Linked DNA regions of Homo sapiens: region 2 is linked to region 1. The links are chromatin contacts, found by Hi-C or POLR2A ChIA-PET in ENCODE. All regions are on one chromosome and are shown on one strand. Each heading gives the region's core, a stretch centred on a gene start or an enhancer-like site at or near the end of the contact. The rest is flanking DNA. Distances are from core to core; before and after follow the strand shown.

Region 1 (6,507 bases), core at 2,986-5,485:
TAAATTCCAGGACAGAGATGGAGAATCTTAATGGAAGCAGTGATGACCCATTGGAATATTGTGTGTATTGAATCTGGACTATGGAAATTGAGAAGTATCAAGATTCACAATTAAAATATAGCAGAATATTTTGAATAACTAATAAATCATATGAAATATATACTAGTAGAAAATTCAAAATTCAAGCAGAGTTATACTCTGTTTATGCACTGTAGTAAAAAGCAATAATAGAATAATGTTAGATAAAACCTATATCCCTGCAACAGTGAAAAGTTTCAATGGACATGATTTTGTACGGAGTTACAGATATATTTTCATGCAGTGCTTTTTTGAGCAGTGCTGAAACAACAACATTCAATGTCTCCAAAACTCTACCACCTTGACCTGATTCTGTAACGCTCATTCAGTCTTGAGTGAATTTGTGCTGCCTAGATTTCCAGATAGAGTACATGAGTCTTGGCTTTAAACTCCATCTTTATGTAAGGCATATGTTAAAAGTCTCATATTATTGAACTGTATTATATTAGGATAATTTTCAACTACACTAGAACTGTGCACGTGATTCAAACAATTGGAGCATAAAATTATAGTTAGGTATGCTGTGCAAAATAGACTATACATATAAACAAAGAGGGGAAAGAAAATTTAGGAAGTGATGGTACCTGAGTTGGATCTTGAAGGTTAGTTAGAATGTAAAAATGTCTTGCAAAGACAAATTTGGCCCCTTTGTTTAACTTCATTAATATAGATAACCAATCTAATATAAATAATGAATCAACATGATACAGAGAAAAAAATCTATTGGGGTTTAACCAAGTGTAAATTATCCACAGATCACCTGTGATTTCATAATAGCATGACATGTGTATGTATTTTTATTGTCCCCAGTAATCTTTATGCAATTAAGGGTATTCTTTTGCTAAATTCGCTTATAGAAGCATTTAATCCTCAAAGAGCCTATGTTTTCAATGTAACATTTATGTAAACACATTCCCTAAACATCTTTGACAATCTTACCTCTTTTATGAATTTGAGAAATCTTAAGTCTTCTTGCTAATTCATCAGAACCACACACATAGACTGTATTTCTGCTGTTTATAGAGTTTTACTCAATTGAATTGCATGATTACCTTAAAAACACGATAAACACAGCCATATGACTATTACTACATTTATACTTCTTAGAGGAAAGTTGTAGACTGTGCACCTTATATGTACACTATAGTTATCCAATATATTATGCCTTTTTTTCTTTATAATAAAGATGCAAATAAAACATTTTTCTTGGGGTTCAGCCTAAAGGAAAGCTCTACTTCTGAGCAAAAGGTTTTCTTTCAGTATTATAATCACCATGAACCTACAGATGTTTTCCTTTTTGCTACTTAGAAATGAATTGAAGAAAGCCTAAATAGATAATAGATTAGTATGTCAATAAATGGCAGATGATCAAAACATTTTACCCCATCATATTATATTAGAGTGAGTTCAAATTCCATCCAGCTAAACTCTGCTAAGGGGACCCACTCCAAACCACTAATTGCAGAAATGACCTCACTGAATATGGGAAAATCTCTTTTTCTTCCCCTGGTCCTTCAAGATATCCAGAATCTGCCTTGCTAGTAGCCACATTTATAAATTGTCTAGTTAATTAATCTGACATAAACTCCTCACGAATCATCTATCATTGTAGGATGCTGTGGGACCATTAATACTTTTTTATCAAACAATGTCAGAGAATACATATAATTCATTTTTAAAACTACAGCAGCTAATCATTCTTGGGTCACTTATAAGTTGTTATTATTATTATTATGTTAGCAACAAGATCTTGCTACGTTGTCCAGCCTGGAGTGCAGTGGCTATTCACATGCATGATCATAACGTACTGCAGCCTTGAACTCCTGGCCTCAAGTGGTCCTCCCACTTCAGCCTTCCTAGTAGTATATTAATTTTGAGATACCTTTTCTATATAGGCTTTATACTTCTTGGCTTAAGTTTGTGAATCATTTTAATAAGGTAGTTATCTAAGAAGCCTACTAGAAATGCTTTTTGGGCTGAGGATTCAGTGAGACCCATGGGAAAACGATGTTTGGAGATGGAACTCACAGCTGGCTCCCACAGCCTTAATCCTCAAGTAGGACTCTCAGAGTGACAAACCCAGACCAAGGAGCTTGGCTAGGAGAAATGAAAAGACTTGATTTTTTATGTGAAAGATAGCTACCTATGTAAGCTGTCTTCCAACTCAGCCTCTCAAAGACCTGTGACAATTTTTTCAAGAGTGGAGAGATATACTAAAAATGAATCAAGAAATGCACTCTATAACTAAAGGTACAGTAGAAAAACAAGAAAATGAGGTCACCCTGGTTTCTGACTCACTAATAAGATCAATGCATGTGATAAAAGGATATTTACCACAAATCTCTTTATGATCATGGTTTGAGCAGAGTCAAGACAGTGATACAGAAAAGGTGACCTGAATGCAGTCAGCAGAGAGGGATGGCAATGAAAAATGACTAAGAGCAAAGTGTGAGTATATGCTGGGAACTGGAACCACGGTCCCCTTAGCACAAAAGACGACGGAGTCTAAAGTCAGAGAAAGTGAGTTTACATTCATGTTATGACCCTATTCATCATTCATCAGTTGCACCCAAGGACTACTGGGTAACAATCTGTCAAAAAATAGGATTTTATAAGTTAAAAGTATAAGATGCACATAGGTGTTAGAGTTCAAGACACAGATGACAAAGAAGTTCAAAAGAGCAGAGGAAACCAACATAGGAAAAAAAGAATACGGAGTGTTCAGGGCACTTGAGACATCTGCAGTTACTGAATTACAGGATGAATATATTGAAAAGATGGGATTGGAAAGAGAGGTTAGAGTCAGGTTAGGGTTTGAGAACCCTGAAGAATGGGCTAAGGCATTTAGATTTGTTACTAGAAGAATTTGGAATCCATTAAATATTCAAGAACAGGAGAGTACATCTACCATACTTGTGTCTAAAAAGTAAGAACACTGATAGTTTGGTGGATGGAGTCAAGGCTGATGGTAGGCAGGAGATACTGTCTCCTCCAAAGAATGTCATTGGGGATGATGGTGAAAAAGCAGATTTGAAATATATGTGAGTTGATAGAAGCAAAAAGATATAGTGACAGATTAAAGTTAGAGGGCATCAGGAGATGCCAAAAAGAGGTCACTCCTTCAACACCTAAGATGATTTTTTGAGAGCCTTCCATGTGCCAGGGACTGTGCTTATTGCCAAGGATAAAATGGCCAACCAAAATAAAGATGGCTTCTGTGGTTTTGGAAAACAGTGGCAGAAGTTAGAAATATATTTATTTATGTAATAATCATTCAAGTGTTTGTATTGTCAGGGCAGGCAGGTAGATGGGGCTGGAGACTGAAAGCCTGGATTCATGAATGTCCATTTGATACTTTTATTCATGGCTTAGTGAATTTTTCCAGGGAAAGTATGTAGAAACGAAAAAGAAGAGAGTTTGGAATGGAACCCCATGGAAGAAGCAATAATTAAACAATACGTGAAGTAAAAAGAGGGAGTAATAAGACTGGGTAAAAGTTGTCAGAAAGACTAAAAGAGGGACACAAGCATGATGTCATGGGAGCCAATGGCAGCAATTTCTACAGAGAAAATGTTAATTGGGTTGAATTCATAGACTGATCAAGCACCACGTACTGTAAAAAGCCCATGCTTAGTCAAGTCACAGGTCAAAGGTAACTTTCACAAAAGAAGATTCAGTTCAGGATAGAGTCCGGAAAGCTACTGAGGAATGAAAAGAAAGAAAGTTCCAGAAACACTGTAAAACAAAGCAAAAAAAAAAAATCCAGTTTTATTTCTATATTTCTTAGTAACCCTTAATTTTTCCCCCTTAAAAATAGAGACTTTACCACCTTCTCTAAAAACTGAAGTTGCATAGCCAAATTCAGTGGATAGTTAGATGCTTGATATGGGAGAGTTTACAATTTTTAAAACTAGTCTGAGATAATTTGAGCAGAAACAAATCTGATATAATTTGAGAGAAAAATATTTTTATTTTTGTGCTTTCCTTGTAGAATCAGATTTGGTTTGCAAAAAGGTAAAGGTTACATGTGTGTGGGTAGGATATCATCTTAAACACACAGCAGATTCCAAGAAAGCATTCAGTGGTGTGGGTGGTTAGGCAAATAGTTTTCCCTCAGTTCCGGTACTTTCCGCTGGACTTTCGCCTTCTGAGTTTGAACTTGCCTATTGGGAAAGCAAAGAATGTTGTAGAAACATGTGTCTGCAAGTGTATGCTTATTTCAAAACAGTACAAAAGAATTAAGTATGTAGGTTGCAGTGACTTTGTATAAAAAGTAGATGACCCTCACAAAGTGACAGGTTAACACAAATTTAAATAAATTAAAACTTCTTAACAGCTTTATTGAAGCATAACTGATATTATGAAGAAGTACACATATTTAAAGTATACAATTTGATAAGTTTAAACATATGCAAACATTCTTGTTACAATTACCACTATTAACGTAGTAGACAGATCCAGCAATTTCCATAGTTTCTTTTTTGTTTTTGTTTGTTTGTTTGTTTGTTTTGAGACAGAGTCTCACTGTCACCCAGGCTGGAGTGCAGTGGCGTGATCTCAGCTCACTGCAGCCTCCAACTCCTAGTTGAAGCTATTCTCCTGCCTCAGCCTCCTGAGTACCTGGGACTACAGGTGCATGCCACCGTGCCCGGCTAATTTTTTTGTATTTTTAATAGAGACAGATTTGGCCAGGTTGGTCCCGAACTCCTGACCTAAGGTAATCTATCCGCTTCATCCTCCCAAAGTGCTGGGCTTACAGGTGTGAGCCACTGCACCCAGCCCCCATAGTTTCTTTGTGTCTCGTTTTTGTGTTTTTTGTTTATTTTTGTCGTAAGAACACTTAAATTGAGACCTACTCTCTTAACAAATGTTGAAATACACCATACTGTATTGTTTACTATAGGTACAACGTTGTACAGCAGATCTCTAGAACATATTCATCTAGCATACCTGATGAATAACATTGCAGCCCCTGGCAAGCCCTATTGCACTCACTACTTCTATGATGTTGACTATAAAGATCTCTCATACAAGTGGAATCATGCAGTACTTGACCTTTGGTACTGGCTTATTTTGCTTAGCATAATGTCCTCCAGGTTCATCCACATTGTCCATAAATGGCAGGATTTCCTTCCTTTGTAAAGCTGAATAATATCACACTGTACATGTATAGCACATTTTCTTTATCCACTCATCTGTTGATTAACACTTGAGTTGTTCCCACATCTTGCTATTGTGAATAATGCTGTAACAAATAAGGGAATGCAGTGAGCTCTTCAAGATCCTAATTTCAATTATTTTGGATGTATACCCAGAATAAGAAATAAAACTCTACTTCTTCAGCTGGTGAAGAACTTTTATAAAAAGACATTTTTAGACCTGTGTTAAAGCTATATATTACGCTTAATTAACATCTTAGTATAAGTTTATGCAAAATGACCAATTTCCTCCCTATTATCGCCAGGTAGGCAGGCACACACACACACACACACACACACACACACACACACACACACAAACTAAAAGGCAGTACAGAACTCAGATGAACTCCAAGCTAATAATAAAGGATACAGCATGCACTTGATCTCCATATTAACTTTTAAATTAATAACTTCTGGAAAATTTCACTCACATTCCAAAGGAATTCATTATTTAATGCAGAACACAGATGAGCTTGAGAGTGAAAATATATGGCACATAATGAGATATGTATGTCAAATTCAACAAGAAGACTGATTTTATTTTGAGCAGCACACTTTGCTGCATATTGACCCTTAGATTTTATTTCATTCTCTTTCATCTATTAGCAAATCTCACTAAATACTACTTTTATATTATCTTAGCCTAATTTTCAAAACAGTAATCATGATAATAAAACAGCAACAATTTCTCCCATCTTATATGTTGCAGAAAACATGTAGTAGGTGTTTTACGTATTTTTATCCTATTTTATAGACAAACTGATACTTGGCGAGTTAATGTGATTTGTCCAAGGTCCCACAGTTAGTAATTATAAAAGCAGGGATTGAAAACTCAAGTATTAATCTGAAACCCCAACTCTTTCCTTCACCACACTGTAATCCATTATTATGCCAACAGCTGAATGGAAACATCATGAAATGAGAGAAAAAAAAACAACAAACTAATGTGTAGAAAAAAAATCTGTTAAAATATGGGAAGCCAAAGCTTCTTACGTGGTTCAAGCATTTGTTGTTGCAGCTGAAAATGATTAAATTCAGAAATCCAAATCAAGTGTTCACAAAAGGATTTTTATTCTGGAATCTGTTTCCACATTACAACCATTTTTATAACTTTCTTAAGTAGTATATTTGACTTGACCACCCCCGGTTGAAATTCTTTCTCTTAATTCTTTTTTTTTTTTTTTTTTTTTTTTTATTATACTTTAAGTTTTAGGGTACATGTGCACAT
Region 2 (6,507 bases), core at 1,300-3,799, 37 kb before region 1:
GGGAGGCTGAGGCAGGTGGATTGTTTGAGGTCAGGAGTTTGAGACCAGCCTGGCCAACATGGTGAAACCCCGTCTCTACTAAAAATACAAAAATTAGCTGAGCATGTTGGCACATGCCTGTAGTCCCAGCTACTTGGGAGGAGAATTGCTTGAACCCGGGAGGTGGAGGTTGCAGTGAGCCGAGATCGCGCCACTGCACTCCAGCCTAGGCAAGAGAGCAAGACTCCGTCTAAAAAAATAAATAAATAAAACAAAACAAAATAAAAAAGCTATAAAGGTGACGCATATTTAGTAAACAAAATAATCAAGCAGCAGAAAAAATGCCTCTTAAATATTAAGTTGACCAAAATTTTTGCAACACACAGACAACAACATTTATGTTTTAGGTTATCAGTATTGTGATTTATGTGATAGACTTAATAAATCAGATAGTAACAAATTTCTTGGTTCTACACTACGTGTCCTGAGATTTCCTGCTTGAAACAGAGTACTTCTATTCACTGACCTACATAATGAGGAAATTAAAAAGATGAAGGTGAATGGTCAGATCTGCAGAAGGCCAAGGTTTGAAGACCTCTTCAGGCAATAAAAAGGTGATAGGCGTGCTTTTAAGGACATGCTGCTAATATTACTCCCTAGAGGAGGGCACTCCAGCTCACCGTCACGTTAAAAGGTACCTCTGGGTGGGAAGCTGTCAAACTCTCCAAAAACAGCACGCCTCTTTTGTGCCTACAAAAATTGCTCATTTCATTCAAGTTCATGCTTAACATAATAAATGATAGAAAAAACATGAGCATTCTACATATGATATAGAATGAATTGCTTTATTGAAGATGACACAGTCAAAAGTTTCAGTTGGGAGAGAATGTAAGATCGTATTTCTTATAAGGAAAAGTTATCATAGCAAGAAATGAACACATTATGAGAATCTTCACTAAAACTCTACTTATCATTTGATTGAAAGCTCAAAGAAAATATGAGGATGCCTCATTATTGCATGGCTTAAGTAAAATGCATTGAGTGCATTGAATGCTGGGACACCCTTAAGGCCCTAAGGCAAGGACTTCACTGCTGGTGCCAGGATTAAGGTGTCAGATTCAACATAACCTAGAGCACATAGTGCATTCACACTTAACCTTCTGGTCCTACGTTTCCATAAATGTAATAGAATTATCCAGTTCCCTTTTGTTTTTGATCATTCTATATAAGTAACCACGTAACTTGGATCCATTTCTTCAAGTTCTTATTTACAAACAGAATAGTAGTAAATTTTATCTGAGTAAATATTGATCTTGTTCCTATAGCAAAACATCTAAAGTTGTAATTTTTCAGAGTATTCATTTTCAGATTTAGGGAGAAACGCTCTATAATGAAGAAGGTAAAAAACAGAAAGAGGAAGTAACTGAAATTAACTATGTCTTCTGAATTTTTTTTTTTTTTGAGATGGAGTCTTGCTCTGTTGCCCAGGCTAGAGTGCAGTGGCACGATCTCAGCTCAATGCAACCTCCACCTCCTGAGTTTAAGCGGTTCTCCTGCCTCAGCCTCCCAAGTAGCTGGGATTACAGGAGCATGCCAACGCATCTAAATTTCGTATTTTTAGTAGAGATAGGGTTTCACCATGTTGGCCAGGCTGGTCTCGAACTCCTGACCTCAGGTGATCAGCTGCCTCGGCCTCCCAAAGTGCTGGGATTACAGGTGTGAGCCACCATGCCCAGCCATATTCTAAAATACTTTAATTTTGTCTTTTGGTGACTTCATTTTGTCCTTGAATATAAAAGGGTCCATATGTGTAGGGAACCAACAGACAAGCAAGTTTGCCATGATCTGGTCAAACTGTATTCAGTCAACTAATATAAAATATAATGCTCCGGTGGCAATCAGATAGATAGTTATTCTTTCTGTGAGCCCACCATATGGGATTTAGAGTATTGGTCCCCCAAATCATGAAATATAAGCATGTAATCTCACTCTCAGTAAGTAGTAATCCTTAAAAGTATCATTGACAACAGTAAATAAAATGGAGGAAAATCAGGCATACATATTGTGAAGTTAAACCAACCAAAAAAAAAAAAAAAGATACCATTTAAGGACAGCTGTAAAATAATCTCTCCATATAAAGTAGCCCTCTGTGTGAAAATACAGTAAGTCTTTTAAACTGCAGCAACAGAAGATACTAAGACCTCTGTTATTGGAGGTGTTCAGTAATAGGCTTAGTGACTGATCACTGAGCAGGTATAGAAACAGATTCAAATACATTTAATAACTGGGTATCAGGAATAAACAAGCTTTAAATTCTCTATCTCTTAAGAGATTACAATTTAATGACTATTCAAATTATTTATCAATAATCTCTAATAATTTCCACCTAAATTTGAATAGGCTATTTTTCCCCAAATAAACCCATAAAACAAAACAGCAAAATTGGGGCAACTAAGTACACAATGTTCTATCCCATGAAAAATAAATATGCATACTTTATTTCTTTGATGATTGTTTCAGTTCCCCTAATCCAGCTTCTGTTTCTGAATTTCCTCTATGACTTTTTGGTCACAGAGTCAGTTGGTGACTCATCTCCTCATTTCTTCTTGGAAAAAAAAATAAAAAGTGGTTTATCGTTGTGTGGCTTATATCACCATTTTTTTTCCTCTATTTTCTATGTGTCTTTTTACTTGAAATATATTGAGCTTTCCTTCAATTAAAAAAATTATTTTTACCTGTTCAAAAAATACCAGGTCTGTTGTTTTCCAAAATTGGCCCTTATAATCTCTGTACTTTTTGACATGATTTGTTTAACAGATTCTGAACCTTGATTCTTGCATCCTTTTATAATACAGTATTTCAAAGATTCATAGAATATTACAACCGAAAAGGAGAATTTAGCCCAAATACCACACTTAACACACAAAGAACTCAATACTTGGAAAAGTTAAATAGCTTGGTTAAGCAAACATCTACCAAGAGAAGAAGGAGTACTCAGACTTCTTTACTTTAATTCTAATATTCTTTCCAGGGCACAATATTGCCCTTCATGGTGTGATACTATTAGAACTTTTCAAAAATAAATACTTGAATAATGTATTCCCTAGATCTGCAATCTATAATTATGTGTTAGTTACCAGACATCAAGTTACTATTGTGAACAAAAAATTGGGTTTTTTGCCATGGGGTTCAAGAGCTGGATGGAAGGATGATCTATAATAAAACATTATTTGAACCACTACCAAATAGTTTCCTAATATTTCAAGATAACCACTGAAGCAATGTTATAAGGTAATGTTTAATCAATTGACCTATACAGTTAATAATGATTCTATCTTTAGAATAGAAATAAAGCTCACAGAACGGGGTGATCAGAACAAATTTCATGGAGGAGTAGGTCTTGAAAGCTGCATAGCATTTCTAAAGCTTTTGTTGTTGTTGCTAAATATAACACAGGGATATTAAAATGCATAAAGTGAAAAATCATCAGACAAATATTCACATAACCATCATCCTACCTGCCTCAGCATTCAACAGTATGTTCATTCCTTCATTCTCACCTTACAGATAACTGCTCTATTAAATATGATGGGAATCATAGCTTTGCATTACTTTATTCTTTGGCTATTTGAATATGCATCTCTAAACAAGGTAATTTTTTTCCTATTTTTAAATTTTACAAAATTGGAAACTGGTAGTATATATTCTTCTGTATCTGACTTCTTTGGCACGATGCTGTGTTTTTAGTATTCGTCCATGAGATCCATTGCTTCTTCATTTATTTTCAGTGCTCTGGTTCATTCTATGAATATATAATTGATTAATTTATTCTTTCTTTGATGTGCTTTGAGTTAAACTCCTAATGCATCCCTTGACACTTGTTCCAATTTACCTGAAGAATGGCGATTCCATCCTGCATTTGTTTAGGCCAAAAGCCTTAGGGCTGACCTGACTCTTGCTTTCTCTCATAGCTGCACATCCAGTCTGCCAGGAAATCCTGTCACTACTACCTTCAAAACAGAGCCACAGTTTGACCACTTCAAGACTGGGTTATGTTTGCCTCTTAGCTGGTGTTCCTGCTTCTACCCTTACATCTCCCTTACAATCTGTTCTAAAACCAGCAGCCAGAGTGACTTTTGCCACTCCATAAAACATAAATGGAATCATGTCATGCCTCACTCCCTGCAAAGACCCACCATTTCACTAAAAACAAAGTCAAGGTCCGAACCATGACCTACGTAATCTAGCCCTGGGTTTCTTCTCTCAGCATTATCTTCTACTTCTCTTCCCTTCTTTGCTCTGACCCCATGGGCCTCCTGGCTGTTGTTTGAACATGCCAGGCATGGTTTCCCTTCAAACGTTGGCATTAGCTGTTCCCTCTGTCTGGAATGATTTTTCTGCCCAATAAAGAGATGACTTTCATGGATTGCATAAAAACACGTATGTACAAATGTTTCCTTAACTATAGGTATCAAATAAAGTTCTCTACTATTATGATTTTAATAATAAATATCTATTGGCATTATTCCTTATTTCTTTAGAATGAATTTGATTTACCGATGCATTGGAATCTTGCTAGGATAGCACACGTCATATACACAGTTTTAGTTACAGCATTGATGAAATCACAATCTCTGGAACACTAATCTTTTAGGTATGTGCCATTACTCTCTGCAAGATAATAGTTGCCATTTGTTTAGTACTCACTATGAGCCAGGCCCTGGATTTAAAATGCATTATCTGATTTAATCCTCACCTCGACCCTATGAGATTGGAAATATTTTTTCCCAATTTAACAGATGAGGAAATTAAGCCCCAAAGTATTAAATAACTCTCTTAAGCCCACAGTCAGTAAATGTGCTAGTTTTCAAACATGAGCCTGTCTGACTCCAAAGTCCTATATACCACAAAGTCTTCTTTGCTCCACATATCAAAACTGGAAAAACATCACTGTGAATTTTTTCAGATTTATCTGATATGTAATGCTCTTGAAATTACTTGAACTATTTTGGATGCCAGAGTAATTTAATGATGGGAGAAAATAATTCCATGCTCTAAATTCAATTACTACCCTGTTTCCATTTAGTAATCAAGGAAACATGGAAAACTCCTGATATACAGTAAAACATATAAAAACAAAATGTCAAAATAAATTAAAAGTGCAATAGGGGAAAAGAAACAAATATGAAGCATGTTTGAGAGGACCACGAAGAGTTCATTTAAGGGCAAGGAGTTCCAGAATGTTATACAACATCGAAACACAAAAGAATCAGAAGTAATTTTTTTCTGTAACAACTGAGCTCATGAAGTTGAGCCGTGTGATGGTAAACCCAAGGGTATGGATGATCTAAAATCACATAGATCCATGCTGATATGTTACTAGTTGCCAAGCAAACAAATGGCCACATTGCAGTTCAACGTAAGAGTTTTTGCCATTCTTTCCCTTTGCCTGGCATGTGAAAATGCAATAAGTAGCTTTAGAGCCAAATGGAATATACAAATGTGTAGCAATGTCATCTTTGCTATTCTATTCTGGTCAAGAGAAGGCATATGCTGATTGAGAAGATACCAACATATACAGCTGCTAATAGTTACTCTAACTCAACATGTGTTAAGACCAAAGAATAGTTGTCATCTGGCGCAAGTGCTGAGCCTCTTTCAGATGAGGCAATGGGGTACAAGTCTATTACCTCTAGCTCAGAAACACTATTCACCAACTACCCAATAATAAACACATCTATTCCACTTGTTTTAAGGCTTTTTAGAAATCATTAACTCAAAGTATCTTTGTAATTGATACACATCTGCAGACCACAGGGTAGCTGGGACATAATAGTTATAATGAAAGAATGATCAAGTGCCAACATGGAAGGGTGTCTCATAAGAGCCTAGACATTATAAATATAATGTCATATCTTGCCTTTGGAAGGTCAGGGAAAATATACTTGTCTATTCACTAAATATACTTAAGGCCTTGCTAAATTATTATTCATTTGAAAAAAAAAGCTTTGGAGATAACAGAATATTATAAAATATAAAATAATTGAAATCATGGTTGTTTTCCATCCACACAGAGGGAAAATGTTCATAGTGTTGGGGGAAGAAAAGACCAAATGATTAACGTGGCTAAGAGCTCTTACATCTTGATGAGAAAATATTTAACCTCTCTTGGCCATCAGAAACCTGACTGAGCATGTTCTCAGTTTTGTCTGCCAAAGGCTATTTTGGAATCTGGGAACAATTGTTTTAAAAGGAAAGAAATTGTCTAGTCTAGATTCCAGAGGCGTGTGTTGAGACCTTCCTCTCATTTCTTTCATTTACTCAACAAATATTTAAGGCAGTATTGCATACAATGATGATACAACAATGAACAAGACAGACAAAGCTCCTGCTCTTCAGGATTCTACATGCTACTGGTGGAGGTGAGTGGACTCATAACTGAATAAATAAGATGATTTTATGTAATAATGAAAGCTCTGTATAAAATAAAATAGGAAAGTATTGAGATTGATTAAAAGAAGAAGGAAC

What was found. Hi-C counts contacts between places; a loop is a spot of excess contacts on that map. ChIA-PET counts read pairs that join two places held with the same protein, here RNA polymerase II (POLR2A). Pooled maps may share reads with other maps.
Region 2: a pooled map shows a loop between it and region 1 (2.6-fold over the local background). The contact joins two enhancer-like sites. A Hi-C loop is called at or near these places in 2 of 168 maps with a recorded cell type or tissue (PC-3 and mammary epithelial cell) and 5 of 50 pooled maps. POLR2A ChIA-PET finds 5 or more read pairs at or near these places in 4 of 52 experiments (OCI-LY7, T-cell, activated CD4-positive, alpha-beta T cell and 1 more).

The regions. Positions count from the first base shown.
Region 1 is chr7:17,019,084-17,025,590 of GRCh38, reverse strand. LOC105375170 (a long non-coding RNA gene) reads right to left here. Exons shown (of 3, transcript XR_927067.3): 2 at 5,134-5,323; 3 at 4,029-4,241. All of the region lies in intron 2 of LOC124901595 (a long non-coding RNA gene), which reads left to right. Among named protein-coding and RNA genes, the nearest start is that of AGR3, 140 kb to the right of the region's middle. Within about 2 kb of position 4,235, at least 2 of the 41 ENCODE cell types and tissues checked have a DNase peak (open chromatin) inside an H3K27ac peak, as active enhancers do.
Region 2 is chr7:17,054,798-17,061,304 of GRCh38, reverse strand. No RefSeq gene overlaps it. Among named protein-coding and RNA genes, the nearest start is that of AGR3, 180 kb to the right of the region's middle. Within about 2 kb of position 2,549, at least 2 of the 41 ENCODE cell types and tissues checked have a DNase peak (open chromatin) inside an H3K27ac peak, as active enhancers do.